Regions from separate parts of the Mus musculus genome. Here region 1 is linked to region 2. A link is a loop called in an ENCODE intact Hi-C map of the cell type or tissue named here. Cell type or tissue: left cerebral cortex. All regions are shown on one strand. Each heading gives the region's core, and the rest is flanking DNA. Links, peaks and the distances in the headings are about the cores only.

Region 1 (16,526 bases), core at 4,952-12,951, 110 kb after region 2:
CGTGTTCTGAACATCATAGACCTGAACTATACATGGAACTTAAGGTCAGCCTAGCCAATGTCGTGAGATTCCATTTTAAACCATAAATAAAAACCAGCTTGCATTTCAGCTCAGTGGCAAAGTACTTGCCTGGAACATGTGAGCTCCAGCCATCAATTCCCAGCATAGCAAGCAAAATAGAAGACAAGCATGAGAAGAAGCTGAAGTCTGTAGATGCCGATACCCATGATCACCTTGCCAGCCTGTGGTGAGCCTGGGCCTGGAATACTGGATAGACAGCCTAGGACTAGAATTCTCAGCTTCTATTCTCCTTGGCTTCTTAAATTTTGCTTTATTTTATTTTTGATAATTTTAATAGCTTGTAAAGATTTAATCAATTTTACTTGTGTATATATATGTGTGTTAGTGTGTGTGTGTGTGTGTGTTTGTATATATGTGTGGTATACATGAGAGATAGAGACAGAGAGACTGTGTGTGTGTGTGTGTGTGTGTGTGTGTGTGTGTGTGTGTGTGTAAATATGCACAGTGTCCAAGGAGTACAGAGAGGGTATCATATCCCCTGGAGCTGGAGTTACAGGTGGTAGGGTAGTTGTGAGCCACCCAGTATGGATGCTGGTCCTCTCCAAGAACAAAAAGTGCTCTTAATTGCTGTGCTGTGTCTCCAGCTCTTCAACATTTTTATATGCGGAGATAATTTAGAAATCAGAAAAGGAAGCAAATGCTTTAAAATTATAGTGAGTTACTTGCCCTTTGACACAGCCATCCTGTCTTTGACAGTCTCTTTTATACCTCTGGCACACTAGTATTTCAAACAAGAGTACCCTGAATGGTGTGGTCATCCACTAAGTGAAGATTCCTTTGGGAAACTCCCTCCTATATTTTTATATTTTTCCAGCTCAGTAATGCACTCGAATTATGATGGCCAATTTGTTCTAAAACAATAACTAAGACTGTTACGTTGGAGGGTAATTTTGTCTTCAGGGACAGTGGTAGCTGTCTACAGCATCTCTTGTTACCACCCATCCTTGGGAGGCAGGTCTCACTGGACACTTCTTGTGGGTGATGGGTCAGGCAACAGCAGGCTTGAGAAACTTGTCCATGGACATCAAGTCATAGATAGCTGATCCCCAATGGGACAATGCACTGTCTATTATGTTATATGTCTCATCAGAGGACAAATTTTCAAGCAAAGGATGAAGAGAAGAACAGATGACAGATGATGTGGGAGAAGGAGGGTCAGACACTGAGTGTGGTGGTTTGGATACACTTGGCCCATGGGGAGTGGCTCTATTAGGAGGCGAGGCTTATTTGGAGTAGGTATGACCTTGTTGGAGGAAATTCATCACTGTGGGGGTGAGCTTTGAGGACCTGTGTTCAAGCTCCATCCAGTGTGGAAGAGAGTCTCTTCTTCACTGCCTATGAAAAAAATGCTCTCTTGGCTGCCTTGGGATAAAGATACAGAACTCTCAGCTCCTCTAGCATCATGCCTGCCTACATGCTGCCATGCTTCCTACCACTATGATAATGGACTAGACCTCTGAAACTCTAAGCCAGCCCCAACTAAATGTTGTCCTTTACGTAGTGTCTGGAGAGTGCTTTCCAAGTTCTACACAGGAGAGGATTTCAGAATAGCTCTAGTTGACTTGCACATGGGATGCTCTCCTCTGTGTGGAGACCATGGAGGAATACCAGATCAAGCTCCTTGCCTGATTATGGAAGCCCCGGGTCTATGCTCAGTCAGGACCCTGGTTCTTTGACACACAGGAAACTAGGCAATAAGCCTAGTTTTTGAGTCCATCAGAGCAAACTAAAACTCAAATTTGGCCGATCCATCTGCCATGAAACTTTAATATCCCAGAGATGATTTCTTTGTTTCTATTACTTAAGCTATAGAAGAGGTAGTGGACGATATAGATTGTCCTTTAGCTATCATTTCTAAAGGAAACACCACACAAATATCTGTCATTTATTTTGGTGGGGAAATGCCTGTGTTATTTCAATGGGAGTCAGAAGACAAGGGGGAGAGCAGCTAGAGCTACAGAGCAAAGGGAAGGGCAGTTGAGGAATCACTGGGAGGAGGAAAATAACTTGGGAGCCACAGAAGATGTGGCAGTGATCTGGAATGGATGTCAGACAGAACTGTGCCTTTGTCTCCTCAGTCACAGAATGTCAACTCCCTGGAGCTCTGTGCAAAAAAAAAATAGTAACTGGGCTTTTTCCTGCTGCAAGGTTTCCTAGCCTTAATCATATATGCAAATTATTCTGAGACTTAACATAATTAATAATTAATAACTGTTACTCTAATTTGTTGTTGTCTGGGACAGCCAGGATGCAATCATTGTGCATCTAATAATGTACTTCAAAGTAATCTTTGAGTACAAAGGCTACTAAATCCACTGTTCCCTGGAGAAAGAGAAGCTGGAATTGTCTTCCTAAGGAGATTATCAGCCAGTACAGAGAATAAAGTTTAAAAGAAGGAGACTGCCTTTTTAAAAACATTGTCAAGCCTACAGAAAATGAAAGCCTAAATCATCTCAGCCCAAGCCTCAGCTATACCATAACAGGAAGTGCCCATCCTAGACTAGATGTTCAAAAAAACCTTGATGAAAAAAAAAGGTTAGATGAAATTAAATTTAGAATTGTAGTTATTGTAGTAAACAAGTCTGAGAGAGGTGAGTAAAGGGGAGAAAAGACATGGGGAAGCTGGAAAATAAAACAGCAAAATACACTAACACTGGGCTATTTGGGTAAAGCAAATGACTTTAAAATGATGGTTAAAAGACACTTCTGTGTTGATTATGCATTATTTTAACCCATGTGACCTAAAGAAAACAAAAGAAATTTGTTGAGTCTCATAGAATATCAATGGTTATAAAATGGAAATGCCTCCAGACCTTTCTCTCCAGTATTAATCTTCAGCCTCACTCGTTCTCAGAAATAATGCAATTTGTCACAATGTCAACCCCGATGCATGATGGGAATAACCCTTCCAGCCTCATGAACTCACCTGGACCAGCTCCATCATATCTTTGACAAATCCATCCACTTCTGGGCCTTCCAGGGCTCCAGTTTTACTCTGAAAGACACAAAGATCCAACCACTTAAATATCATTTTCTTAATTTGAAAAGCTAAATAATAAATTTGACAAATCAGCCAGTCAGTGTTCATTTGTAACTGCCAAACAATTTAGAAATGGAATGCTCGGTGTTTTAGTCTCATGGGCTATGAGTGCCCCGCAGGAATGAAAAGAATCCTTCATCAATAGCTTCCTGCCCCCAAATCAGCACTGCTCTGCACTCCTCAGCAAATAGCACTGACACTAAACTTACTGACAGCTGCTTCCCCAATGTAGGCTTCTGTTGGGGTGTTAGTTAACCATGTGAGTGCTGGGAATTGAACTGCACAGCAGTGGCCCTTAAAGGGACAGGCTGAACATTTAAAATGTTTGCTTTATGACTGAACAATCATTTAGTGATTGCTGAAAGTGTAAATTTTAAGTAAAAGGCCACTATATTGAATCAATATATGAAACATTTTTTGTGTGTATATAAGATGTTTTCTTCCTACTCATTCTGTAATCTATTGTCAGCATGAAAGTAAAATGAAGGACAGACATTTTAACATGTCTGAGATAATAATGTCTGTACCTCACAATGTTTTTAAGCCTGTATTTATTTTTATTTTATGTGCATGGGTGTTTTGTCTGCCTATATTTCTGTGCACTGTTTGTGTGCCTTGTGTCTCTCATGGCTGAAAGAGGGTGTCAGATCCACTAGAACAAGAGCTACAGACATTTGTGGGTTGCCATGTGGGTGCTGGGAATTGAACCTGGGTCTTTCAGAGGAGCAGCTATTTCTGTTAACCACCAAGGTATTGCTCTAGCCCCTCCCTGAAAGACTCCGAAAGGAGCCCCTCGCTCAGGCCTCAGGACAATAGCGGACACCCAAGAACTCACGATAGACCGAGCTTGTTGCAAACCACATGAGGCTTTATTCGGGGAAAGCCAGAGCTCTGGGGACTCTCTAACAGTTCTGCCTCATCCTGAACTCTTCTGAAAAAGCTAATGGAGTTCACTTAGCTAACACAGTTCCTTCAGATCCATTCTTTTGTTGCTGTTGTTGTTGTTAATTTATTTATTTATTTATTTATTTTACAGTCACGATTTTATTCCTCCCCCAGTCTACCCTCTAACTGTTCCCCATCCCATACCTCCTCTCCACCCCTATGACTCCACGAGGATGTCCCCACTCCCTACTCTCCACCCCATCTGACCTCTAAACTCCCTGGGGCCTCCAGTCTCTTGAGGGTTAGGTGCATCGTCTCTAACTGAACCCAACAGTCCTCTATTGTATGTGTGTTAGGGGACTCATATCAGCAGGTGTATCCTGCCTGATTGGTAGTCCAGTGTCTGAGAGGTCTTGGGGGTCCAGGTTAATTGAGACTGCTGGTCCTCTTACAGGGTTGCCCTCCTCCTCAGCTTCTTCTAGATTTTTCCCTAATTCAACCACAGGGAGCAGCAGCTTCTGTCCATTGGTTGGGTACAAATATCTGCATCTGACTCTTTCAGCTGCTTGTTGGGTCTTTCGGAGGGCAGTCATGATAGGTCCCTTTTTGTGAGAGCTCCATAGCCTCAGAAATAGTGTCAGGCCTTGGGTCCTCCCCTTTAGCTGGATCCCACTTTGGTCCTGTCACTGGACCTCTTTTTCCTCAGGCTTCTCTCCATTTCCTTCCCTGCAGTTCATCCAATCCACTCTTAGCCTAACCCTATCTTTACAGGTGGGGTCTGGAGAAGGCAGGGAGAATAAAACAGTTGAGGTACCTACTACCCCAGCCCGCAGGGCTGACAAGCCCAGATGGAAAGCTGGGTGATGGACATGGTGTAAATAGCTAGGTGCTGCCTTGTCCTGGCTCAGTGCTTCTGTTCAGAATGCAGTCTGGCATTCCTGGAGAGGGTTCTTAGACCTTTCCCACCTCTTTGCTCATTTTTCTTCTTTCTCACATTATCCCACCTTCATGTCTAGAAAGCCAGCCCTGTACCATTTACTGTTTTAGAGTGATTGTTCCCACATGAAGAATGGCTGTCACTCACTCTATAAGAGAAGCTATGTTCCATCAGGCGGGCATGACTGTGCCTCAGTCCTTTAGTTGGATTGGGGGGATTTTTCTGTTTGTTCATTTCTTTTTGCACAGACAATAAATGGATGTCTTGCCTTCAAAAAGAATCTTTCTCATATTTTTATGAGGCAAAAAAAAAAGCATTAGGAGTTCATCCCTGTTTAATTATAAATCAGTTTTGCTCATTCTTTACCTGATCATCTGAAGTTATATAGTTATACATACAAGGGACTGCAATTCATTGTCTCAGTTTAGACCTTGTCAGTACAGTGGTGTCACACAGGAACAAACTGAGCTTTCTACCTAAAGATGGCTTCACAGGGTGAAAATGACTTACAACATCGTAATGGGCAAAGATTTTCTCAAAGTCCCTCTTCCTTTCTTCAGTAGAAGAAGCCTGGGTGTGAAGAAAACATTATGTCAGTCCAGCAACGCATAGCCACTGGTGTGTAACTCCACCGGCTGCTGGGTAATCTGTATAAACCTTGAAACAACAATCCTTAAAGTTGACTCTACCTTGAGCTGTGGGAGCCTCTAAAAGAGTTAAGACAAGTGGATGTCTTTTGTTATAGTTTGAAGAGGAAATGCCCCCCACAGGCTCCTGTGTTTGCAGTTAGCTGCTGGTAGGACTGTTTTGGGAGGATGTAAAACTGTTAGGAGATGGGGCCTTGATGCAGAAATTGAGTCACCAAGTAGTAAGTCTTTAGATTTTACAGCACAGCCCGACTTCCTACTGGGCCTGTGCTTCCTGTTCACTCAGAGGTAAGCAAGCTCCCATGTCCACAGCTACAAGCAGCTCCTGCCCAACCACGTTGGTCAGCATGGACTGTATCTCTATAACTGTGAGCCAATATAAATCTTTCCTCCCTTTGCTTTCTTTAACCAGGCATTTATCATAATGACAAAAGAAATAAACAATTTACCATTCTTTCTTTTTTCCATATACATAAAGAAACATGGGTAGCAGAAACCCAAAGAGAAATATCACCACTTACATCCATTTTAAACTGAAGAAGGAAGTTTTCCTGGAGCGCCAGAATCCTAAATGGGAAAAAGAATAGAACACGTATGACCCTCTGTAAGCTTTCCCATCAGTCAGCAAATGCACAGCTTGGAGAGAGAGGAAAAGGCTGATGGTTTCCACATTATCCTGATGATCTATCTGCATAGGTACTTGAAATGTGGGCATCCCTAAGTGACTAATGCAAGGAGAGTGATGGGCAACCTTTCCTAGAGATTAGCCTTCACTATAAAAAAATTTAAAGACCTTTCCTGATGGGAAACCATAGACTGTTCTGAAAGTTCTTCCCACAAAAGCAACAAGGAAACTGGACAGAATGGTCAGAGCAAAGTTTGCAGAACTTAAAGGTGTTGGCAGTCTGGAAAGGGCTCATTCTGTGAAAAAGGAAGAATCAGCATGGATTGATGATGCAGGTCTGTAGGTCCCACGCTCTGGACACTGAGGCAGGAGACTTCTCAGTTTGAAACAACCTGGGCTTCAAAGGTATTGTCTGAAGGAACCAAAAGAAAACAAAAGCCAAACAGAAAAGCCAGCCATCTTGGTAAGAACAAGAAAGGTTGGAGCATTTTGTTTTCCTGCCTGTACACTGAGCTCCTGAGGAGAGATTTGGAAGTCACTGAACCAACCATTTAAGGAAGCCTTTGCCTGAGACTGTGACTTAGTGGTTGAGGAGTAGCCTAGCATGGGCAAGGCCTCTATGCTCAGCTCCCACTTCATCTGTAAAAAACCCAAACTGCCTCTTTCCAGCCGTGAATTGACCATTGAGCTACCCAAGAAGAGACCGGAGTGGATACACACGATGACAAGAATAGAGTGCATGGAACTAGTTCAGAAATGCCACCAAACAAATGAACAACAAAGGCATCATCACCCACAAATGTATTACCTGCATGGAAAAGCAAACAAACAGTCCTCAGTCTGAAATGAGAGGACACCAGGCAGAAACTGGTCCATTGAAGAGTGGAGAGACAGCAAACATAAATCCTGACCTCATCAGTAACTGCATTAAGTGCGTGGGTGATAACAGCTCCATTAGAAGAGAAAAATTAGTGAAGCGTAAAGGATAAAACAGGCTATTGCCATTTGCAAGTGGCATAATATCAACAAACTCCAAAAACCCAAACACAAACCTATTCAGGCTAATAAGACCAGCACAGCTATAAGAGATTCAATCTGTACAGAACACTCAACTGCACTTCTGTACACTAGAAATGTCCAAAGCAAAATCACATGACTGTGGTTGCGGCAGTCTGGAGGCTGAGGCAGGAGTAGCGTGACTATGAGGCTAGCCCTGCCTGGACCACAGAGACTCTGCATCAAATCAAAAAGAAATGGAAGGAAAAGGAGTGAGAGATGAATGAGAAGGGAGAAAAGAAAAGCAGAGAGGGAGAGAGGGAGGGAAGGAGAGAGAGAGAGGGAGGGAAGGAGGGAGAGAGGGAAGGAGAGGAAAGAAAGAAAATAAAACAGAACTACGATGATTTGAGTAAGAAATGCCCCTCCATGGACGCGTGTGTGTGAGCACTTGGTCCCCTGTTACTGATGCTGTTTGGGGTTTGCTACAGAACCTCTTTAGGTGCAGCCTTGACAGAGGACATCCATCACTGAAGGAATGTTTAGAGGATCTTGTAGCCTCACCACATTTCCTGTCCTCTCTCACTGCTTCCTGAGTGTAGATGAAGGTGTGATCAGGCAGCTTCCTGTTCCTGCTTGCCATGCTTTCCCGGTCAGTCTAGAGTCTATCTCTTTGGAACTGCAAGCCAAAATAACTGCTTACATTGCTTTTGGTCTTGGTGTTCTATCACAGCAACAGGGGAAAAAAAAAAAAAACTAAGGCAGAATTTAATGTACCATTCCATATATGACCTCATCCAAAAAAAAATCAAATAATTGAAAATAAATGGAACAAGAATAAGCTCAACTTATAGACTGAAAACTCCAAAGTATCTTCTAGAGAAACTAAAGGCCTCAAAAGATGTAAAGACAACTGTTGTTTGTAAATTTGAAGACAACGTTGTTAGGTTGACAATATTTCTCAATTTAAACAGCAAATTCAGAACAAAGTCCATGGAAATCTGAGTTGCCGTTATGCAGAAACTGACTATCTAATCCTAAAATTATACCAAGATATGCAAATGGGACCAGAAGAGCTAGAAAAATCTTTAAAAAGAACAAGGACAGAGGACTCCACACTTTTAAAAATTACAAGTCTCCAACCATCAATGCAGTACAAAGACTAGTGTTTCTATTTGGAACTGTCACGGAAAGTTAAATATAGAATTACCATACGAACCAAAATTCTACTTCTAAGAATATAACCAAGGGGAAAGGCTGGCCACACTCACCCAGCAGTACTGTTCATAGTATCTGAAGAGTAGAAACAGCCCAAGTGTGTGTCAGCTGATAAAGAGGCAAAATATGGCATATGTACAGTGGACTATCCAGCTACAACAAGAGATTCTTGGGTCAGTCACAGCCTCACCTTTCAAAACATTATTGCAAGTGACATCACTGGACCGGAAAAACACATGCATAACTCCACTTATATTCATATTTCTCTCTACCTCTATCCGTGTGTGTATGTGAGTGCACATGCGAGTGTGTATGTGTGTAACTGAACTTACAGACTTATACATGCTGAGCACTGAGACACTCTAGTGCCGAGCTACCTTTTCTGTTTCTATTTGTATGGAAAGCTGAGACTAGGCAGACTTCAGAGGAGGGAACAATGAGACTAAAAGCTCTTGTTGTCACCCATACTGTCCTGATTTCAGTGAATCTTCCAGACACTGACTTTTCTTCTGAGGAGTGAATCTCAAATCTTCCTGGCTCTGCTCAGGATGGAGAGGGAATTCTGAATCAAGTGCTCAAGAAAAAAGCATGTGAGATAGAGGGAGCAGAAACAGGACTGTGGAGTTGAGGTCCCTTGCTGGACTCTGTGGAGAGAAACACTTTACTCTTCTTTGACTGGTCTCTCAGTGTCCCTTTTTTCATCAAAGTGGCCAAAATTCAGATGAAGGTCCTGGGGAGAGTCAAGTAGGAATGCAACTGGTCCTAGGAAACATGGAAATCCATCTAGCGTATCTAACTCAATATTATGGCCAGGACTGACAAGAGTCTTCCTAGTGTGTCTATTCACAGACAACCTTCAGGACCAGGGGCTGAGCCTCGAACAGGCAAAGGCCATGGATTCAGAATATCAAGAACAAGAAACGGGTGGAGGACCACACCGGCAAGAGATGCACAATCCCTAAATGTTTCCACCATGGTGTGACACAGTCAAGAAATTCTTTCTAGAAGTTACATTGTGCTTTTTTGATATTCAGCTTCTGAAACAGTGAAATAATTAAATGTTTTCTCTATATAACTTAGCCTGTCTCTGACCTTTCATTATAGTAACGGAAAGCTACATAACGATACATATAGCAACCATCAATCCCAAGTCACCTCACAGACTCATGGACTATGTTGCTCCCATTCTTATCCTCCCCTCTCCTCCATTAACCTTCAGGCACCACTGAGGGTAGTCAACCCTCAAAGGCCAGCAGAGAGTTGGCTCTACTAAAATTCAATCAGTTTTTACTACTGCTCTGAAATAACAATTTAACATTCCCAAAGTCAGTGAATAGCTTCAAGATTCTTTCATTTATTTATCATTATTTTCTTATCACTATCATCATTATTGCTTTTGTTTTGTTAGATTTTGGATTTAGAGGGGAATCCCAATGTGAGACTATGAGTGCCTAGCCTCTGAGGGCAAAATCCACCAATGACCCATTCATGAATTCTTAATATATATACTATGCTATAATATAATATATGCATTGTGCATTTAGGCAGGATGGAGCTTTGATTATCTTCATGAAAGAATCTGCTACCCAGAGTGATTCAAAAGCACTACAGAGGGTTTAATAAGATGAACCTGGACTCTTAGACCCCAGGCAAGAGTGGCTCTCAGATTTCAAAGGAGGTGTGTGTTACCATCAGACCCTGACACAGGAACTTCTGAGTTTGCCACTTTTCTGCATCACTCACCTTGCCAAGTCATTAAGATCCAAACGTCCATCTTTATTTTTGTCAAAGATCTTCATCTAAAAGGCAGAAAGGAACGTGGATGTGACAAATGCACAGACCAGAAGTTCTTTATTTTATTTGTTTTTCAAGACAGAGTTTCGGCCTCAAACTCATAGAATTCCACCTGCCTTTGCCTCCCGAGAGCTGGGATTAACAGTGTGCATTACCACCACCTGTGATCACAGGGTTTTAAATACCTTATATTCACCTATGGCATCTTAGCAACCAAGTCTTCAGTGAGGGGCTCTTATAGATGATGTCTCACTGAGCAGAGCAGAGGACAAAATATAAATACTATATCTAGTCAGATAATGACACAGACTTTGAGGATGGCCTGTATATCATCCTTTGTGATGTCATTATTGCAGGGGTTCTGTCTTAAGAGAAAACAAAATTGAGCCCTAAGCAAGTAGAAACCTCATCTAGGAAGACATGGGCCTGACTATTGCTGAGCGAACTGGAAAGGAAAACTTCCTAGACTGAGAAGTGCATGAGGGAGAAGTGGAGAGTATGGTCAGTTAGGCCCCCACCCATATGAACGCTGGCTTCGAGATTTACTTCAAGTCAGAGTTGGAGAGCTCATGTGGCAAAGTACCTGTTCTACAAGTACTGAGACTGAACTCGCTCCCAGCACCCTTGTCAAAGCCCGGCTGGGAGTACGTCTGTAACCCTGGTGCTCATCCAGGCATGGGAAGCAGCAGACATGGGAGAATCCTAAGGGCTGTACAGCCAGCTAGCCTGGCATGCATAGCTATGGACAACAAAGGGGCCTTGTCTCCCACGGGGTGGAAGGTGTGTTACGTAGCAATGCCCTCCGAGATTTAACCTTCCACCCTGGAAGGGAGCTCCTTAAAACTCAGGAAGTAACAACTCAATAGTTTCAGAAAGTCCCTGAAACCGACTAGATTTTTCTAGACATGTCCAGTTTCTATAAGCAGTGGGAGTGCTGAGAGGCACTCTCAGACCAGCAGAGCCACCTAGAGACTCTCAGAGCAGCCAAGCTGCCGGGAAGAAGTGGACACCAACCAAGCTGCAGAGGAGACATTCTCAGAGAGCTCCAGGAAGGCGGCTTTTGTGAATCACAACCGATGTTGGAGCGGCCTTCTCAGCGATGCAGCTGCCTTTGAGTCATCCCTCCTCCTCCACAGGAGCCCCTCACCGCTACTCTGTTCATGTAAAATCTCATTGGTTCACTTTGGCCTCCTGTGGCTTCCCTTTCTGAAAAAGGGAAATGGACATGTGTTTTCTCTCTTCAGGAAAAGTCTATGACGTGATAGGTGGAAGTGGATAAAAGGAGATAAATTGAGATGACTGGTGGCTTGGTCAGTAAGCAGGTGGTAACACTGTCATTTTCTCTGAAAGACATTAGTCATTGGAAGGTTTAATCTCAGCTGTGATCCGGCTACAATGGAACAGGATCGCAGGCTGCTGTGTTCAACAGAGTGCAGAAGGTAAGAGTGGAGATAATGAAACCTCTTCAGTTACCTATCCTTGTGGCTTAGAACCTGCTGGGAATGGCCAGATTCATGATGCAATTTGAATATAGTTGCTATTTTGTGAGTTTCCCCTAAAAGAATACATGCTGGAAGCTTAGTCTCCAGGGAATGATGTCCAGGTAGGCCAGTGTTGAGTGGGGGAAAGTTTAAGAGGTGGCACCCAGGCAGAGTTGGTTAGCTCATTTGGAGGGACTTGGTAAGACTTGGAGGTCTTGTGTGACTTGATTCCAAGAGCAATGACTTGCTGTGAGCCAACTAAGCATGGCCTTCGAATGTCCTTCTGCTTCTGGTCACTCTGTTATGGCTCATATACACTTTTGCCATCAGGAAGCACCTGCCATGACTTCCTCACCAGGAGCCTCCCTAACTATCAGCTAAATAAACCTCTTTCCTTTAACATATTACTGGGCTTCAAAGATTTAGTTAGAGTGACATGTAGCAGTCAATAGGATTTGCTAATTAGAGTGGCAGAGAAGGAAGGCATCAAGACTGATTGTCCTGATGCGTCAATCAAAATGAAGGAAGCCGCCCATAGAGCAAGTCTGTGAGACAGTCAGAATGTCAACTGTGGACCTGCTGGATTTGAGATGCTGGGTGTGAAAGTGGACACACATACCCACAGTGTGCTCATCTGAGAAGCTCAAAAGAATGGTTTGAGTCAGAGAAAGAAGCGGGGGCTTTCAGGCATTCTCTTGCATTTAAAACTGGTTAGCATCATCAGCATGTGGAGAGCAGACATAGAAAGAGAAAATATCCCACATATGAGTCCAGCCAGGCCTTGGACTGTACGGACTTCATACCAGTCATAAGGCCAGCTTAACTCCATAGAGTTTTCTCTGCCCAAGTGTTGGAATTTCAGTTGCTGTTTTATCCTAGTGACTCCCAGAGTCATTAGCTTCTACTTAACGAGATTAAATACCACCTAATGATATCGTATCTAGATACACAGTCTCTCCTCCTGCCTGGAGCTGGTAGCATCCTTCCCTCCCTTCCTCCTTTAGAACGTTAATTAGTATTGGGACAGGACATGGTCTGCATGTCTGAGCCTGTCTCTTTTGACTGGCTGTTCACTCTCAGCTCATCTGTTAGCCATGCTTCCCACAGCTGTCAACTGCAGCCATCCTCATTAGGGGCGATTTGAATTCATCTGGTAGGTTACAGCTCTTAAGTAAAGCATTTCATACTAAACCTCGAAAGAAAATCTTCAGTGTGGCTTTGTGGTGATTTGTGTTCATTGCTCAATAAGAAGTCATTAAAGCATCAGAAACGTGATTCACTCCTAGGGAATCTCAGCCCTCGGCAGGTAGACAGCTTCCTAAACTCCCGAGTAGGTACCACTGGCACTAAAGGATAGGCAGGCAGCTTGAACTCAACGCCTCTTACAGGTTGATGCTTTGTGCTGGTGACATTCACCATGGAAATGACATGAATGACCAGGGAGCTTTTGGTCCTTTCTCCTGTCTCTCTAGTTTTCTCCTAACCAAGGTTTGAAGACTGAGGCAGGGACTATTTCATCTCTTTTTTGCAACTCCTCCCCAAACATTTGTCAGGGACAGAACTCACAAGTTTTCATGAACTGATTTACCAGGTCAAATTTAACCACAGGAGAAACATCCCTCAAAGTGACATCCCTCAGTGGGAAAGAGCATCTTCTGAGACATTTTGAGGTCTGTATAACCACTGAGGAAAGAGGGGCTTTAACACTACAGCCTTGAAACACCCTATTGTCATTCCTAAGGTTCTTGCCATTCATTAGGCTAATAAATATTGGAAGAGACCTGAATGCTCAGATGAGTGTGACCCGGAGGGCCCTTTAATGCTTGGGGAATGATACAAACTAGAATTATCTGAAGGCAAACATGACTCCTGTGGGGATACTAAGTAATTCATTCATTGGAAGGTGGGCATAGGGGACAAAGTAAATTAAGATGATGACGTCACAGGGCCTTCTGCTGTGGGTGGATTCAATGTATTTTTTTTAAAGATTTATTTATTTTATGTATATGACTACACTGTAGCTATTTTCAGACACACCCTAAGAGAGCATCAAATTCCATTACAGATGGTTGTGAGCCACCATGTGGTTGCTGGGACTTGAACTCAGGACCTCTGGAAGAGCAGTCAGTGCTCTTACCGTCTGAGCCATCTCTGCAGCCCCGGATTAAGTGTATCTTATCTGGTTTCTATATCAATACTATTCCTCCCTTTCTTCCCTTAACATCACATATGCCCCCCCCCCATAGTGTTATATCTCTGTTAACATTGCGCCTCTGTTCATTGCAATTTGACTATGGGCATTACCCACACATAGTCCAAAAAGACCACATATTCATTTAAGGAAATGAACAGTGTGATATGAATCCTGGTCAACCAGAACATGTTTTTATCCCTCTCTTTCTAGCCTGCCCTGCCCTAGGGAGTCATCATGGTTCATTACCAGCACTCTGGCTGCTTGGAAATCTTTCTGAAGTAAAGGACCTCAGAAAAAGCCCCAGGTACCATGTCTACTTGGCCCTGGAACATTAAGTTTAAGGGAAAGGAAAAATATTAAACACCGGACCATGCTTAATAAAGCATTCCCCATGTTAATTATGCAGGGCCATGAGGAACACAAGCAAGGGATACAGAAAGCATCCCCAAGAAAATCATTACTTTATCTGGGTTCAGTCATAGCTGGTTCTTAGGTAATGACTGAAAACTCAGTTCACTTTACGGTAAGTAGCCTGAAGAGTGTCAGACTCTGTGAGGTCAGGGACTTGGAGATAAGATGTAGGCCAAAAGAATGTGATAGGTAGCTTTAATTATCAACTTGATGCAACCTAGAATTATCTGGTAAGAGTCACAGTGAGGAATTATCTATATTTGGGCTGCCCTGGGACATGTCTATGGGGAATCATCTTAAGTTAATTGATGTGGAAAGACACAGCCCATAATGGGTGGTACCATTCCTTAGGCAGGAGTCCCTAGCCTATGTAAGACTTGGAAAAGCAAGCTAAGCAAAAACAAGCAAGAGAGCATAGAAAACCATAATCATTTCTACCTGCCCTTGATAGGGGTTGTGATATGATTAGCATTTTAGAGTTCCTGCCTTGATTGCCCCACAATGATGGATTATAAGCTGAAAAAAGTCCCTTTTTTCCACTAATTTTCTTTTTGTTAGAATATTTTATGAAAACAACATAAATGAGGCTAGGACACCCTCAATTCTCTACCATGCTGGCATACCCATCTCTACATTTCCTCTCATTTTCTGTCATGCAATATAATTTATTATTTATTGCATGTATTGTTTGCTGCCTGTTCTCCCACTGTTGAGTCCCCAGTGATTAGACTCATGCCTGGGGCACTATAAGCACTTAACAGTATCTGTGGATGACTTACGTGAATGAGTATAGTGTTAAGGTGGTGACACACACAACAGGCTAGAGAGTGGTACTGGTGCTCATTACGAAAGGAAGTTGTGAAGATTTCCTAGGGCAAGATAGCATCTACCTGAATCTTGAAGGATGCATAAGAACCAGAGGAAGAAAGGTAGAAAAAAATAGCTGAGCTATATTTGGAAGCAGAAAGCAGAGATGAGACTTGATAGCTGGAGGTGGGCAGAAGCCCTCTGCTCAATCAGTTTCACGCTGGAAGAAATGCTAGAAAACTGCTAGAGATTTAAATGTAAATGTATTCACTGTGTGGTTCATGTTTTACAAATTAATTAAATTGAGATAACAACAGACAGGCTAACATTCTGTTCTACTGATGTTTAAAATATGCTCAAGGCCTTCTAGTCTGGCCCACTGAAAGATGCAAATGAATTCCCTTCCGTGTTTATTCCATGTCAGAGAGTCACAGGAGCTGAGGTCAGAAAGATCTCAGAGGCTCTTGAACAAGGACCACTGCTTCCTGCTCCTTGGAGATCCCTGCTCTTTCAATGCTAAGTGTATCTCTGCTCGGGATTCCCAACCACATCCCGCATTCAGTTAAAACAAACAGCACTGTAAGAAACCAAAACGCTTCCTTGATATCCTGTCCTGGGATTTGGTTCTCTCTTAGGCATCTTTTCTTACTCAGAAGTCATCGTGGTCAAAATAGCTTTCATTTTTCCCTGGGAAGACTCGTCCCTGAGCCAGCACACAGAGTGGCCAGAGTCCAGAGTAAGATTCTGGAGGCATCCAGAGCTGACATCCAGGAAGTTTAGCTTTATGGTGCCTTTGGCTAAGAAACAGCTTTTCTTGGTTAGCTAATCTTTAAAATGAGTGTCAGTATTTAAGCAACCCAATTGAAAGCCTATATATAGGGCTGGGGAGATAGATCAGTGTGTGAAACGCTTCTGCAAACATAGGAACTGAGTTTAATGCTAAGAGCCCACAGTTTACAATACAGGAGTGGCAGCACGCAGATAGTCCCAGCCCTGGGAAGACAAACTTGAGGATCCCTGGGGATTTTGCCAAGCAGTTTAGTCAGCTAATCAATAAACCTCAGGCCAGTGAGACATCCCCATTTTTTATGACATCCAGGGCTGACCTGGTGCCTTCACATGCATACCCCCAGTACACACACACACACACACACACACACACACACACACACACACACACTCAAGCCTGGGTGTGCCCAATAGCCCACATTTTCACCAAAACCCACATATTGTTCTCAGTTGGATATGCTCCAACTTCGCATAAACTCTGCTCAAGAATTCTTTGTATCGAAATGTAATATAGAGACACTTGTTTTTAAACAGTGATGTGAATACAGTACTCATGTATGAAATTCTAAAAGGCATTAAATTAAAAATATAAAGTAAATGTGACACTCCTACAGTAGACAATTA
Region 2 (16,526 bases), core at 5,405-13,404:
GTCCTGGAGGATACTTGGCAGGGAAAATAGGAACAAAGAAAGTGGTTGGAATTGCTCTGCTTGGATCTTCATTACTCACTCTCTGCATCCCACTGGCTGCCAATCTTGGACTAGTTTTTTTCCTGGCAACTCGAGCAGTTCAAGGCTTAATGCAGGTATCAAGTATCTCAAGTATTTCCTTTCTTCTTCTTCTTCTTCTTCTTCTTCTTCTTCTTCTTCTTCTTCTTCTTCTTCTTCTTCTTCTTCTTCTTCTTCTTCCTCCTCCTCCTCCTCCTCTTCCTCTCCTCCTCCTTCTTCTTCCTCTTCTTCTTCCACCTCCTCCTCTTCTTCCTCCTCTTCCTCTTCTTCCTCTTTTTCTTCCTCCATCTCTTTCTACTTGTCTTCTTCCTCTTCCTCCTCCTTCTAAATGTAAACCAGGCTGGCCTCTAACTCACAGAGATCCACCACCTACCTGCCTCTGCCTGTTGAGTGTTGGACTTAAAGATGTGTGTCACCACACTCAGCCCTAGATATTGAGTATTTTCAAACTCTGAGCTGAATATTTCTATATAGTACTACATCAACATATCTAATTATTTTTTATTTCAGGGCACTGGATATGGGGGACAGTTTGCACTCTGGCAGAAATGGGCTCCTCCGAATGAGCGCAGCCGACTCTGCACCATTGCCTTGTCAGGTAAAGATGTGTTGTCTAGATGGGTATTTGTCATCCCAGTGCTTCCTACTGGGCTCCGAAACATTTTTTCTGTTGAACGGTCCTTTTGCTGATTCTAAGAAGTGTTTATATAAATTAAGGAAACCAATCCTTTGTTTGTGATGTGACTTATTTTTTTCCCCATGTTATGATTTGCGGCATACCATTACTTGTGATATGATGTCTAACTTTTAAAAATGTTTTTATGTTGCTAAATTTATCACTATTCTTTTGTGGAATTTGAAGTTTCTACTCACTCATGGTAATGTTATAAAAGCAATTATCCATGTTTTTAATGAATTTGTAGTGTTTCATTTTTATACATTAATTCTTGACAGTCAAATCAAACTTATATTCTCATTCCATCTGACATATGGATTCAACTTAATGATTTTTGGAATTGCTCTAAATTTTTCTGAGAGTATCTTCCCTTTTAAAAGGTTTTATTACCCTTATTTACTTACTGTATATACATGTCACAGCATATAGTTGGAAGTCAAAGAACAACTTCCAAGAGTTAATTTTCCATTTTACCTTGTGGGTTTTAGGAATCAAACTCAGGTCATCAAGGTGCTTGTCATGGCAGCAAGCTCCTTTTCTAGATGAACCATCTTGCCAGTTTCTGAGACTTTTCTCTGAAAATGACCTGTTAGCGTAATATGCCCATAGTGAACATTCTGGAAGCAGAGCCCCAAAATATACTAGGGAAAGTGGAGAACAGATGCTATAAATTAACAGTGGCCACTGTCAAGGCCAGCACTGAGTAGAAAAAGGCTAATGCTATGGGCAAGGTGTGTGTTCAAAGATAATCAACAACTCTTCAAGTCCAAAACCATGAGTTAGCCACATACATTAGAGGAACCTGCTGACAGCAGGCCTTGAAAGCCCCCTCGGAAACCCCCCTCAGAAACCCAGAATAGTAGTATCGAGTGTGTGTCATGAGAGTTCACATTCGCTGACAGAAAGAGACTATGCGATTTAGACAAAAGAAATTCGCCTCAGTTACCCAACTGTGAGAGGACCTCAGAACACAAGACAAACCAGGGAGTAAAAGCGTGAGACTGTGGACACAGCAGCTGGGGGATTAACCCAGCCAACAGGGAATAAAATGCATGAATGTAAGCTTATATGATGACAAATGCATGCAAGGTCAACACTCAGAAGGCTGAGATAGGATCGTCACACAGACTAGCCTGGGATAGGCAGTGAGTTTCAAGCCCTCAACTCAATAAAACAAACAAAACAAAAAGCACAAACTATTTTTTAAAAAACAGAATAAAGGCCATGAGTGTGAAGACCCAGTAACTTCCTTGCCCTTCTCTTAACAGGGCCTAGACCAAAATGAGTCAGCTGACATATTTAGGGGAGTTCATATATCTCAGAAGCCCACAAGCCCACAGGTTTTCTTGAGGAACTCCAGGGAGAAATTCTTTTCTGATTTCAAAAAGCATCGGGAACATGGCTGCCCGAAGGCGGCATAGAGAGAGCTAATGGAAGAGTCCATCACAACAGAGCCTCCTGAGCCTACCTTCTTGCCTCAGTAGGACTGATATCACTTCCTGTGATGGTGATGTCTGGGTTGAAAGACAGGAGATCTCTACCCAGAAGTTAGAAAAGCACCAGCCCAGGGCCCAAAGGACTACTGCCAGCCTCCAGTGCAAAATACACTGCATGTTCCTTGTAGGAGTATCTAACCTTTGACATTGTCACCCTGCATTGTCATCTACAGAGTTCACACCTGAGAACAAGACTGAGTGATTAACACAAGAAGTCTCATCCAGAACTAAGTTGCTGAGTCAAGTTTTCTTTAAGAATGTGGTCCTGGTGTGGTGACCACCCTCTAGCTAAGGCTACACATCCAAGAGTACACAGGCAACACAAATTGGACTTAGGGTTTAAAGATAATAGGGCACAGTTGAGTGTGTTGGGGAGGACAGATGGACCTAAGAAAAATTAGGGAGAAGGGAAATATGATCAAAATAAATTGCATGATATTCCCAAAGAGCTAATAAAATGAGAAAGAAAAACAATCATAGACTATCTCATAATGTTTAAGTAAGTTTGAGATTTTATGTTAGACTGTATTCATAGCTATCCTGGGGTGTAGGTGGTCTGTGGGTCATAGCTCAGATATGCTTTCAGGAGGCACAAAAGATGCATATTGGTAGGGAATTTTATAGCTACTCAAAGAGCTTTGGAACTAAGAAGTTCAAACAAAACGTGTAGCTCATGCTTAACGTTAGTAGGTGATGGGAATTTAAAAAAAAAAAAATATGTTGTTAGCTTAGCCCAGAGCTCAGAAAACAGACAGGCAGGCTCTCAAAGCAAATTGAGTGCCTTCATTGCACAACTTTCTGAGTTAATTTAAAACATCGAGTGAAATAGAGAGAGGAGAGAAAGGAGGGAGAAAGAGACAGAGAGAGGGGAGAAATGGAGAGAGGTGGAGACACACAAATCAGGGAGGGAATGACATAGTTATTTAATGGGAGATAGGAGGCTAGCATATGGAAGGGCCATCTGTTCTCAGATGCCTAAATAAACTCTGTCTTTCTGCCTCAGCCTTCTCACCAAAGGTGTGGTTATAAAAATGAAGTTAGAATGTCCCCAAAGAACAAACAAGAAGTCCCCAAAGGATTGGCATCCCGAACCAAAGACACCTGCTAGCTCTATGGGAAGGACATGTGGAAGAGTAGAGCAGGTCAACTAAAGATCTGGATAATTGCTGGGGTTTTTTGGCTCTTGAATACCTGGGGCAGAATGAGCAGCAGCATAGGCCCAGGCCTTTCCATGTATTGAATCAGTAGTGCTGTGCTGATAACTCGGTCCCTTTAAGAGGGGTGAAAAGCCAGTGTACAGTACTTATCAATGCCTATGCTAAAGAGACCCCTGAGATATCAGTCTTAAGATACAGAATGAGGAGGAGAAGATGGATACAGTCAATGTCACAGACCCCAGCACTCCAGAGATTTGACACTTCGCATGCCTCTTCAATGTTCAAGATCCCAGGCTTTGGGAGTTTTCCCTCACAGAGAAATACCAAAATGTACAGAAGGGGGCTCTAAAGAGATAAGTATCTGTTTTGGTTTTACTCCCTTTTTATTTTCTAGAATATTGAAAAATATTTTAACTGTTAAATATTTTTAATTGACACAAAATTATATGTGTGTGTGTGTGTGTGTGTGTGTGTGTGTGTGTGTGTGTGTGTATGACATTATACTATGAGATATTTCAGTACAAGTGAATACTTACTAATGTTCAAATCCAGGCATATCCACTCCTTCCAGCATTGACCATTTCTCTTTAGTGAAATTATTCAGAATTCTTTATTTTAGATTTTGAAATGTGGTATGCTATCGTTATTTACCCTCTGCCTGCTACTATGCAAGAGAACACCAGAACTTGTGCTTTGTTTACAACATAGATTCTATGCTATTGGTATAGCATGCAGATGGGTAAGAGACAAGAGTAGAGAAGAAGGTGAGGGTGAAGAGGAAGAAGACGTTCACTTAGGAGGTCAGGCTTGAGGTAGATTGAGTGAAGGCAAGCAGACAGGAAAGAACATGACCTTGCTTGGATAACGGAGTCTGTCTTCCCTTATAATCAAGATAAAGGCAAACGTTTAGGTGAAATGTACTGATTGGGTGGACCTGGTGGTAGAAAAGATACTCACTTCCAGCTTTCTTTCCATTCACTCTGGAACTTGGAATTCTCTTTCAAAAGTTGCCTTTCCTATTGTTAAAAGGCCAACCTGGGACAGTTCATTTAACTGTGACTGACAGCATTTGATCAAATGCCAAGTTTGATTGCTGACATTTAAATGAGATAGCATAGACAATATGCTTCAGTGAACATGAATTTAAAAAAAATAAGATCCTAACAATTATTTCTACCTTGCAGTGTAAGTTAAAAAGAAATCCAAGCAAAAGAGTAAATCTATAGGCCATAAATCTGATTGCACAAATGCCTGTAAGTGCTGACTGTGAAATACACTGTTAATAAAGTTAAAGAGGGAAGAACTGTGGCCAGCAAGCCACACAGGGACTATTCACAATGCACAGTCTGTAACTTGAGGCAAAGGGAAACAATGGAGAGAAACAGAAAAAAAAAAAAAGACAACAAACGATAAAGTTGGTAAATAGTGAAAAACTCAACTCCACTAAAAAGAACATAATTAAATATTAGAGTTTTTTTTTATCATTTATATTGGAAGAAAAGTGCCTTAAAATTTTTGAGGCTATTAGACACTATCAAGGGGATGGGAAGGAAAGAACTATGTTGTCACTTTAAGTTGAACAGCTTTCAGCATAGAACTTTTGCAGTATTTACCAAAATGTAAAGCACACATAGCCGTTGAGCTGGCAGCTCATCCTCTGGTACTTTAGTCACAAAAACAAATTGTGTTTCTATTCAGAAATGAGTGATGATGCCTGTTTAGAATTAAAATCTTCCATGCAATGGAGATCTTTGTAAGAGCAATTGATTAATGAAGATGAATGTTGGGACTGGAGAGGTGGCTCCAGTGTTAAACGCATGCACTGCTCTTGCAGAGGGCCCCAGTTCTGTTCTCAGAACTCACGCCTCCACTGCATCCCTAGGGGATCTGCATCCTTGTCTGCCTCCATGGGTATTTCATTCACATGGACAGTCTACTCCTGACACACACTGCAGACAGACATATAACGTAATTCAAAATTAAAATCGAAAAAAATGAAAGAAAGAAAAGAAAAAAAACAGTTACATAAAACCCTCAGGCCATTATGATCATGTTTATTTTAAAATAACAACTCTGTATAAATATGGAATTTGACAAGTTGGCTAAACATAAAAAGCTTAGAATTATTTGCAAAGCTGTGAACCAGGAGGGAATGTGCCTACTATATATTAGATGCTCTGTGAAGTTGTAGAAATTAAAACAGTGTCATTAGCATATGTATGGAGAAGCAGCTTCCCGTGAGTGCATTTACAAATAGCATAAAAGTGCAGAGGAAAGAAGGTGAGTGACTGTTTCTTGTACAATATATTGATGTGATGCTTATCTTCAGAGGGGTAGAGAGGGTAAAAGTGGAGAGTATACTAGAACCTTGGCCCTTCATGGTGCTTTATTTCTATAATAAATGCCTATAACTATAAATTAAGACAGCACAAAAGGTAGTATGACAGTCACCTGAATGTCACTTGGGAATTTTAAAGGGGGGGGGGGGAAGACTTACCAGAGGTATAGGAATTAAAAAACTAGTCTGAAGGGCTTGCATTTACATATGCATATTCTGTGGTTTGGTGGCTTCTTCATGTTCATCTGCCAGCCTATATTATCTGTCTAGCAGAAGGCAGGGGTCCCACCATTTTCTTTCTGTCTCTCTGCAGGAATGACATTGGGAATCTTTACTGTCCTCCTTGTGGGCGGCATCATTAGTGAAGCCCTTGGGTGGCCCTTTGTCTTCTATAGTTTTGGTAAGCTGCTTGCTGGTTTCTGGAATATTCAGGAATGTGCTTCTAAGTTTATGCATCTGTGTGTACTCTTCTAAAGGAGAAGAGTCAAAATATAAAAGTGTTAGGGAAACAAAATATTAAAATATAAGGAATTACTTTGCTAGCTGTCTTAGGAATTCCATTGCTGTGAAGAGACACCATGACCAAGGCAACTCTTATAAAGGACAACATTTAATTGGGACTGGCTTATAGGTTCAGAGATTCAGTCCATTATTACCAAGGCGGGAAGCATAGCAGCGTCCAGGCAGGTGTGGTACTATCGAACAGGCTGAGAGTTTCCCATCGTGAACTCAAGGCAGCCAAGAGAAGACTGAGCATCCTCAGGAGAGGGGTCTTAAAGCCCACCCCTACAGTGACACACTTCCTCTAACAAGGCCACACCCACCCTAACAAGACCACATCTTCTAATAGTGCCACTCCCCGGGCCAAACATATTCAAACCACCATACTAGGCAAGATGTGAAAATCCTCTGGCTTCATATAAAGTGCTGCTCTCCTGCACAGTCATCAGGATGCCACTGTGCCTTGTAGGCAGGAGGGGAAGATTTAGAAAGCAGTGCTTTCTAAGAGACAGAAAAAAACAATCCGAGGAGGTAAATGTAGCCACGGGGTTTGTCTTGGTTAAGCATAGCAAAGGGATAGAGTCCTTAGCAAGTCTTGAAGTTTCCAAAGAAAAGAATATATCAAACACTGACAGTAATTTGGGATAACTTCACTATTGGACCCGAGACTTTCATTTAGCTAGAAACCAAGAAAGTACGGCTTCACCTACAGTTTCCACTGGAGTAGCTTTGCATTTTATTTTCAAACTCTCCATCAGCTTGTTTTATTTGCAAGCCTGCTCCTCTTCCAGACAGTGAGTATTTTGGAGACAGAGATGAGTTATTGTCAGGTCACACGACTCCGTAGAGTTCACAAAACATGAAAATACTAGTCCACAGATCATTGGGTGGACATATTAATACCAAACAAAGATTACTTTGTATTATCAACTCACCAATAAGAGACAAGAATTTGAAATACATATGCACCCAAAAGCAGAGCTCCCAAGTGCACCATGAAAAAACTGACTGGATAAGGTTGAGAAGTAGCCCGGTTGGTAATGCTCTTGCCTAGGATAAAGTCATGGGTTCAGTCCCCAGTACCACAGAAAACTGGGCATGGTGATACATACCTCTAATCTCAGTACTCAGAAGGCAGAGACAAGAAGATCAGAAATTCAAGGTAATTCTATACTATATGGAAAGTTTGAGACCAGCCTGGGATATGTGAAGCAGTGTTCTATGGAGTGGGAATAAGAAAAGAAAACAAAACCTTAAAGAAATATCATTCACCTTAGCCGAATCTGTGAGCTCCAGAGTCAGAGATCGTGTGTCATGGAAATAGAATGGAGAGCAATCTAGGAAGATGTCCAGCTCTCTCTGTCTCTGTGTCTCTCCCTGTCTCTGTCTCTCTCGCTCACACACACACACATACAAACACACATACACACACAAACATCTAGAAAAAATATTCTTCTAGAAGAAAGCAGGGAAATTTTATTTGTTCTTTAATTAACCAAAAAACCTCCTAAATATGACACCAGAAATATGAGCCATAGAGAAAATCAATAATTTGAAACTCACCAGAGTAAAAAAAAAAATGTCATCTTCAAATGGCATTGTTAAGACAATAAAAGGGCAGACTAGTTCAAGGAGAAAATATCTACAAAACACTTAATTAGATGTTCTTCTAAAATGTGTAAATAATTTTCAAAACTCTATGAGAATATAAAATCCTCAACTGAAAAATGGACAGAAACATTTTACCAAATGCATACACAGAGAACACAGATCTATGACAAGACACCTATTTAAAAACCTTTAGTCATGGGGATATGAAAATTAAAAATCACAATGGGCATCTCCATATACCTATTAAAATGGCTAATACTGAAAACATTGACAGTGTTAGTCTGTCCCTCAGATTTGTGACCCCATTCCAACAACAAATAAACAGGAAATATTGAGACAGCTTGTTTGAAAACTGAGAAGAGTTCACAATGAACTCAGGCAATGGCTTAGCCTAGAAAATGTCCTAACATGAGAAGAAGTCATTCAATATACCCAAATTGTGACAGCCCAGCATAGAGATACCTACACATCCACATTTATTGCTGCACTGTTTACAGTATCTCAGGGATGGAACCAGCATAGATTTCTAGAAACAAAAAGCAGATAAAGAAAATGTGATGCAGATACACAGTGGAATTTTAATCAACCAGAAAGAAGAATGGAATTATGTCATTTCCTGGAAAATTGATGGGACTGGAGATCATCATATTAAGAGAAATAAGTTAGATGCGGAAAAACAAGCCACATATTTTTCTCTCATTTGTAGAAACTAAAATTCTTTACAAATGCACATCTGTCTACCTATCTACATACATGTAAACATACTTAGGTTATAACATACATATACATACTTGCATACATAGATACATACATACCAGCATATATACATACATACTTGGGTCATAACATACATATACATACAAATTTATATGGGTCATAACATGCATATGCATTCATGGCTGATAACATCCACATTGGTCATGAACATATATATACATACATATATATGTATATACACACAAACACACACACATATGTGTACACACACACACACACACACACACACACACATATATATCACACAACATACATATATGTACATAAAAGCATATAGGCAGTTAAGGGAGATTAGTAGATGGTAGGAGGGAAAGGGACAGGAATGACTAAGTAAGAAATAGGAAGAAGCTGACATGATAAAAACATGTGATACATTTAAGAGAAATTATTAAAAACCAACATTACATACAATGACTACTACACCAATTAGAAACAAAGACAGTGCAGGGTTTAGTAGTAGTGAGTCAAGGAAGTGCTGACGGATGTACTGTGATATCAACACATGGGAATCAGGACAGAAGGTATGTGGGAACTCTGTGCTATCTTTGCAACATTTAAACAAACTTGACATTATTGCAAAATGTAAAGTCCACTTTAGAAATGATAGAAATGAGCTCCCTGGTGAACTCTTCTTTCTCTCTGCTTGCAGGAGGTGGTGGTGTGCTCTGCAGCCTTCTCTGGTTCATTCTGATTTATGATGACCCTGTCTCTCACCCATGGATAAGTGGCCCAGAAAGAGAATATATTTTATCCTCTCTGAACCAACAGGTACATATAAGAACTCTAGCATCTGCAGAAACCTTGCATCCACATCTGGGTTCCTAATGGTGGCTGAGACTCTGAGCCTCGTGTTGATCTTTCTACTCAGACCAATGCATTTCTTTTCAGTTCAGCTCAGAAGAGCAGCCACTTCCCATCAAAGCTATGCTCAAATCTCTGCCTCTCTGGTCCATGTGTCTCTGCACTATGACCCATCAGTGGCTTGTTAACACCTTTATAATGTACACTCCAACCTACATCAGTTCTGTATTCAAAGTTAACATCAGAGACGTGAGTAAAATTCACTCCATTCCTTCTTCATGTTTGCATCATCTGTCACAGTAATTCTATGTGCAGGACATTGAACCCCATTACCCAAAATATCTTGATTATTTTAAAAAAAAGAATCATTATTTATTATTACTGCTATAATGCTTTTTTATATATTTTCATAATTTTTCTTTAATTAACAGTCCTTGATATTGTATTTTCTTTTTTCCTTTTTTTATGAGATATCTTCTTTATTTACATTTCAAATGTTATCCCCTTTCCTGGTTTCCCCTCCGAAATCCACCTATCTCCTCCCCTCCCCCCTCCTTCCCCCCCCTCCCCCGTGCTTGATATTTAAAACTAATGATAGACAGCAACTTTGCTGGGAGGTTGCCAGGTTTCTGGGGGGCGGGGCGGAGGGGAGATGGTTTCCGCGTGTCAGGATGTTTAGGAGATTGCCAACACGTTTGCTCCCTCCCTTACTTAGTCTTCTCTCCTCAGAATGGGTTCCTGTCTTCTCTTCCCTTTATTGTTGCCTGGGTCCTTGGTATCCTGGGAGGCTGGCTGGCAGATTTTCTACTGAGCAAGAATTTTAGGCTCATAACTGTGAGAAAATTCATCACACTTTTAGGTAGGAACAGGGATGTGGGATTTGCATTGCATGGTGTAAGCATTTAACAGTCAAAGAATGCATCTCACCCTTGCATTTGTCTGTTCCACATTTCCTAGGAAATGCTCCTCCTGCAGCCCTCGTTGCGGCTCTGCCCTATATCCAATCCAGCTATATTACAACAATTATATTTCTGACAATTTCCTGTGGACTGTGCCCTCTATCTCAGGCAGGAATCTATATTAATGCGTTAGACATTGCTCCAAGGTAAGATTCTTGTATCTATTCTTAGTTCACATTTTCTGGGGAAAAAAGCAGCCTATAATGTTCTGGGAGCCTCAAAGTTTGGAAACAATAAATCATAAGCATGGCCTGTGGCTGGGCCTAGGGTGAATTGGTGAAATATGCACTTGTTAAATCGCTTCCCATTGAATATGCATGGTCCACGTCCTTTTGGATGGATTCACACATAAAGCAGGGCTGAAAGACACTGTCAGGTGTGTCTGGATTTAACGTGGGCTATTGCTGTTACCCACAGGTATGCCAGCTTTCTCATGGGAACATCAAGAGGATTGGCACATTCATCGGCTGTGCTGGTACCCATTGTTGCTGGCTTTTTCCTCAGCCAGGTAGTTTCCATTCCAAGACAGATTTTTAAAATACTCTCCCACGTATATTTGCAAGAGCAATAGCTAAAGAATATATTCAAAGGTTCAGAAAGAGTGCTCACTTCACTTTGGGGTGACCGTGATGTGTGGAGCCAAATGAACCAGAGTTGAGGTCATTTCGGAACTAATCAGTGAGCCACTTAGAATCTCCATTTGAAATGGCAAACAGGGCCACAGGAATCTCAGGAGAATGTTTCCTGCCAAGCCATCTGAGGCTGAATTTTCATTCCTGTAAGTAACCAGACAGAGAGAAGAATCGAGAGCAGGCATTTTATACATGATGTGTCCTGCTTGGCCATTCCTTCTCAGATCAGTTTGGAAATTAATACTATGACCCTCATCTCCTAATGCTTAAGCTGAAAATCCGGTAGAATGAGCTTTTCTGCTCAGAGGACATAGCTCTGAAGCCAGAGGTCTTTTTACTACATTGCAACATGGACGGGGGTGGGGGTGGGGGTGGGGGTCTTAGAGCCAGTTTTAGCATGGTGGTTGTAGGCAAGATTGGACTACAGAGAATATGTGTGACACTTTAATGATAAAGACAAACAGCTCTATATATAGGTCAGTCGTGAGGGTCTTCAAATCTCTCGTATCTAGAACATTTTGAGCATATTTTGGAGTTCTTTTCTCTAATTATCAAGGCACCATCTAAAAACTGAATTTCATCCAGAAAGCCCTCTGGAAACTGTCGTCTGAATGAGTGATTCAGTTTCATAGGAAATACTTATTTTGGGTCTTGTGTTCCCAGGACTCTGAATTCGGGTGGAGGAATTTCTTTTTTGTAGTGTTTGCAGTTAACCTACTTGGCTTAATCATCTACCTCGTGTTTGGGAAAGCAGATGTTCAAGAATGGGCTAGAGAGAGGAAGCTCACTCGTTTGTGAAGGTAACAGACAATGATTTTGGTAGAGTTACAGTCACAGAAGCAGGACATCCAATTGTTAATTTCTTTCTTGTCACTTTCCATCCTCAGCTGTCCCACTTGCTGTAAAGAAGTCATTACATACGCTGGCTCCTCTGTGGGAAGACTTTCATGAAAAATGATGTCAGATATTTTCCCCCTTTCACCCAGACTTCTTTTGAAGAAAATATGAGAGGAATAAAACATCGAGTAAAATGATAAGAAGGGACCAGGTTGTCATCTTTGAATCAAGAATTTGGTGCTGACATGGTAGTTTCCATTTTTTTAAGGGCCAAAGTTTATGGACCCTTGGTCCAGAGCGGTAATCTTTACTAGAGAAATTATTTATTTTCTATTTGTCAGGTTGAATATTCATTTCTCGTTATGCCTGTGGTACTGGAAGAAGAGAGAGCATTCTTTGACTGGCTTTCACTCCTAGTCTGCAGTTTCTGTTTCCTGGCTTGGCACTGACACATGTTCCACACATGGTCCATTCTTCTTCACTGTGCTCAGGCTACTGGCGGATGAGTTGCGTGCCTTGTCTACTGGCTTCAGCCAGATTTTTGATGGAGAAATGAAAATGTAGTCTGAGGAACTTAGCACAGAGGGTCACTGCAGTCCCTGGCCCTGAGAGGCAACCCCCTTGTGTGTTCTGGTAACTTCTTCCCTCTATTTGTTATTTTTGTCTTCGCTTGTGCCATCTCTGTTATTCTCTAGAACCTGTTATGGTTTTCTTGCCCTTTGCCTGATCCTGTGCAAATGATCTTTCCACTGTCCTGAAACTGCCTAGTGTGGCTGTCATCCCTCTTCTGTGAGATATGCCTAATTTGTGGTTAAATCACTCATAAGGATGGAAAGTAAAACCGACTTAGCGTTTTGTAAAGTAATGGTTTGTAGGTGTCTGTGGGTCACACCAAGTTCAGAGACCCAGGACAGCATTGAGAACTGTTCCCCATGCTAACCTTTACTGTCTATGACAGAGATCACTGCCCTCAAATCATATCCTACAGAGGTGGTGTAATACATTCTGAGTACAGATTAGGGCAAGATTAGAGAGGCCAACCATGAACAAACACAGCAATGACTGTGATCTTGGTATGAGCTCTGATCTGTCTGTTGGGACACTAGAGTAAGTTAAATATGGTTTCCTTCTATTGTGCAGAATCAGGTGTAGTAGCAGAGGGACAGAAACGGGACACAGATGAAGATTTGCCATTCCATACAAAAAAACTCTGAGAAGGTCTCATGTATGAAGCAATTCCAGGGGTACATATTAAATGGACAACCCTTCTTCTACAAAATCATAAAAGCAGGAAACAGGATGCATTCTAAAGGGAGTACCCTGTCTGCATATTCATAAAAAAGCACAAAGCACAAAATTAGAGGAAGGTGTGTGGCTAATGCATGTAGTGTTCCTGTGTTATGGGAGAGAGTTTGAGAACATTATATAAGCAGTGAAGTAGGGCTCATAGCAATAGCTACATGGACAGATCTTTCTAGATGGAGCATTTTCCTAAAATTTCAGAATTAGGATGACACGTCAAATGATGATCTGTATGCTGGTCTTTAAAACAGCAGTTTTAGGGACTGGAATAAGGCAGGACACATTGAAATGAAGAGAAGAGGGGTGGGAAATGCTTGTGTGGAAGAATTTGAAGACCCTACCATTTAACTGGATGGATGGTAGAGAAGACAGACAGAAGGTGAGAATCCTAGGGCTGGAACCTGCTAGACAAGATAGACTACTAAACAGAGACTGCAGAAAGATGGTCTCTGATCAAAGAAAAGATAATGAGCTGACTGAGGTGGGCTGAGATCGTAGTGATGCTGGAAAGGTCAAGTAGCCATAGGCTCAAAAGACTAGACTCCACCGTTTGTCCCACATGCCTACCAAAGAGATCACTGAGTGGTGGTAAAGGACAATGAAAGAAGATTAACTTGACATGACTACATTGGAAGCAGTGTCCCTAAGTCTGTCTTCAAGGTGCCAGTGGTCTGATGGTCATTGTGTCAGCTCTGGTCCTTGTCTCAAGTTCTAGAGAAGTTGACAGTGCTGTCACCACTTGAGGGGAGTAATCTTGAGTTCCATGGAGTGATGATACCTGTTCCAAGGTGCAGCCTTGCCACCTGAGTAACTGCTAATTCCTCACTTGGGAGCAGGAGATTCACCCTGCAAACTGTAGTTTGGCTCTTTTATCATGAAGATGTTTATTACCAATGCTTTAATCCCGGAGTTCAACGCAACTGCAAAAGAGAATGACTGTCATAATTAGGTTTCTACAGCTGTGATAAAACACCATGGCCAACACAATGTGGGGAGAAAATAATTTATTTCACCCTTCAACTCTCAGGCCACACGCCATCACCAAGAGGAGTCAGTACAGGAACTTAAGGCAGAAACCTCAATGCAGAAACTGAAACAGAAGCCATGGGGGAGTGCTGCTTACAGACTTGTTCTCTGTGGGTTTTTCATGCTGCTTTCTTATATAACTCGGGGCCACCTACCTGCCCAAGGATGGAACCACCACCAGTGGTCTAGGTCTCCCAACATACATCATCAATCAATAAAATATTAATCAAGACTTGTCTATAGGCCTGATGGAAGCTTTTTCACATCTGTGGTTCTTCTCCCCAGATACCTCTAGCTTGTGTCACCTTGATAAAGTAAACCAACCAGGACAATGACTAAGGAGAAAACTGATTGTTCTTGAGTAATAACAATAGCTAACATCATGGACACTCCAAGAGTGGCTTAGTAACATGATGAATGCCCAACCATGAGCAACAGGTTGGGGGTCAGTTCTGAGCAGTCCAACCCAAGAGACTGTTCTTGGAACTTCTGCCTAACACTGCTCATGAAGGTGTGTTCTACTTGGATCAGGAACATTTGCCAAAAGTCAACAAACTATACTTGTCCTTTTATTAAATCTTTATGACAACCCCATTGGCTGGCAGTTATTATTTCAATTTTTCTTATAACTCTGAGGTTAAATAGCTTCCTCAAAGTATTACATTAGAGGCAGTCAATTTATCATGGATAAAATTTCATTGCACAGAATAAACATACTATTAATCTTGGTTAATACTTCTATTAATCTCTAAAGAAGTTGCAGATATTACACTACACAATACATTGTCTTATGCTGCTGGGTCTTGGTAAATGAAAAATTGACTCATTAGCTCAGGAGCTGTTGCAAACCAAAGACAGCCCATGCCCCCTCCACACCTCTATCTGTCTCTCCAATGCACACGGTAGCTCCTTTTTCACCATGGTTGTTGAAGACCACAGAAAGAAGACATTATATGCATAGGTGAGCCATCAAAATATCACCCTAATCTCACAGGAGAGTTCTCTCAAACACCTCTCTCTCCTGAGGATGGGTAAAACCAAGGGTGGCAGTCTCTCTCTTTCTGGCCTTTACATGAATTCACCTTTGACACATTTCAAGTTCTTCCATTCAAGTCCATATGTTCTTCCCCAAAGGACCCAAACATCTTAACTCACTACTTGAACATGGTGGAGCTCAGCATTATTTAGAAGACAGGTAAGGGTTCCTAGTCTCTTCCTGAGGCTATGTCCACACCTCACCCAGCATCTTATGTTCAGGCTGCTAGGCTTCACAAGCTACCCTTTACTACAAATTGCATCATCCGTTGAGAAGTTTGGAAGGACCCAATCCTTGGTTTCTCTTTCCCTGCCAATTTATTTTCATAATAAAAGCACACATAGCCACATACCTATTACTGTTCTTCAACCCCATCATGGCTTCTACAAAGTATCAAAAGAAAACAGAGACCCCCCACCCCCACCTCCAAAGAAACATTATCAGTGAAAGATTATTCAGTGAAAGTGAACAGATGGCAACATTTCTGTTGAGGTAAATAATCTCTCTGGTTAAACTGTTGAAACAAATATCTACTCTACTTAAATTGCAGGGGCTTTCTGCACATTTTCAAAGATTACAGTTTGAAAAGGCATTGCACATAAACACATGCTGCCAAATCTGCTTCTTATCAAGGATAGTACTGTAGGAACAAATGAGCAGAGCTGAACAGGAGTCTGTCTTCTCAACAAAAAGGTATTTTAAAGTTATAATGTAAGCAGGTTCTATTATCAAAGCTAGCTATGTGGTAGAATATTGAACAACAATACCAGAACCTGTTATTGATGGTGACATTATGAAACAATATAAGTGACAGTCTGGCAGACATAACCCACACTGAGAAAGAGGAAGGATGTCCAAGGTCTTGTCTGGTGAAATCTATTAAAAGACATTTATAGAGTGTAGCTTCTTATTTTAAACCATATGCTTTGGCAATATATGGCAGGGCTAATGATACAAAAACAGTTTAACTTGCCACTTTTCTTTTTTATTTATTTATTTATTGCATATTTTCCTCAATTACATTTCCAATGCTATCCCAAAAGTCCCCCATACCCTCCCCCACACTTCCCTACCCACCCATTCCCATTTTTTTGGCCCTGGCGTTCCCCTGTACTGGGGCATATAAAGTTTGTGTGTCCAATGGGCCTCTCTTTCCAGTGATGGCCGACTAGGCCATCTTTTGATACATATGTAGCTAGAGTCAAGAGCTCCAGGGTACTGGTTAGTTCATAATGTTGTTGCACCTACAGGGTTGCAGATCTCTTTAGCTCCTTGGATACTTTCTCTAGCTCCTCCATT

Evidence for each region. A loop is a pair of places that touch in the nucleus more often than their neighbours do. Peaks named below come from ENCODE experiments on the same cell type or tissue, not always from the same donor. Only the 100,000 strongest peaks of a DNase experiment are listed, where the experiment ranks them.
Region 1: a loop joins it to region 2, with 1.8 times the contacts of the local background. A loop is called at or near these places in 2 of 42 quality-filtered maps.

The regions. Positions count from the first base shown.
Region 1 is chr13:23,956,671-23,973,196 of GRCm38, forward strand. Scgn (secretagogin, EF-hand calcium binding protein) reads right to left here. Exons shown (of 11, transcript NM_145399.1): 7 at 10,170-10,225; 8 at 6,112-6,157; 9 at 5,454-5,513; 10 at 3,008-3,076. Among named protein-coding and RNA genes, the nearest start is that of Scgn, 26 kb to the right of the region's middle. In left cerebral cortex, for the core only: a CTCF peak has its summit at 8,390; DNase peaks (open chromatin) are centred at 5,564, 8,435 and 11,290.
Region 2 is chr13:23,846,290-23,862,815 of GRCm38, forward strand. It overlaps Slc17a3 (solute carrier family 17 (sodium phosphate), member 3), which reads left to right. Exons shown (of 12, transcript NM_001164743.1): 3 at 1-155; 4 at 589-676; 5 at 6,059-6,145; 6 at 9,284-9,402; 7 at 9,523-9,684; 8 at 10,165-10,294; 9 at 10,393-10,540; 10 at 10,812-10,902; 11 at 11,690-11,826; 12 at 11,914-14,425. The coding sequence ends at 11,824. Among named protein-coding and RNA genes, the nearest start is that of Slc17a3, 15 kb to the left of the region's middle. In left cerebral cortex, for the core only: no CTCF peak of the experiment used is centred there; DNase peaks (open chromatin) are centred at 9,151, 10,292 and 11,783.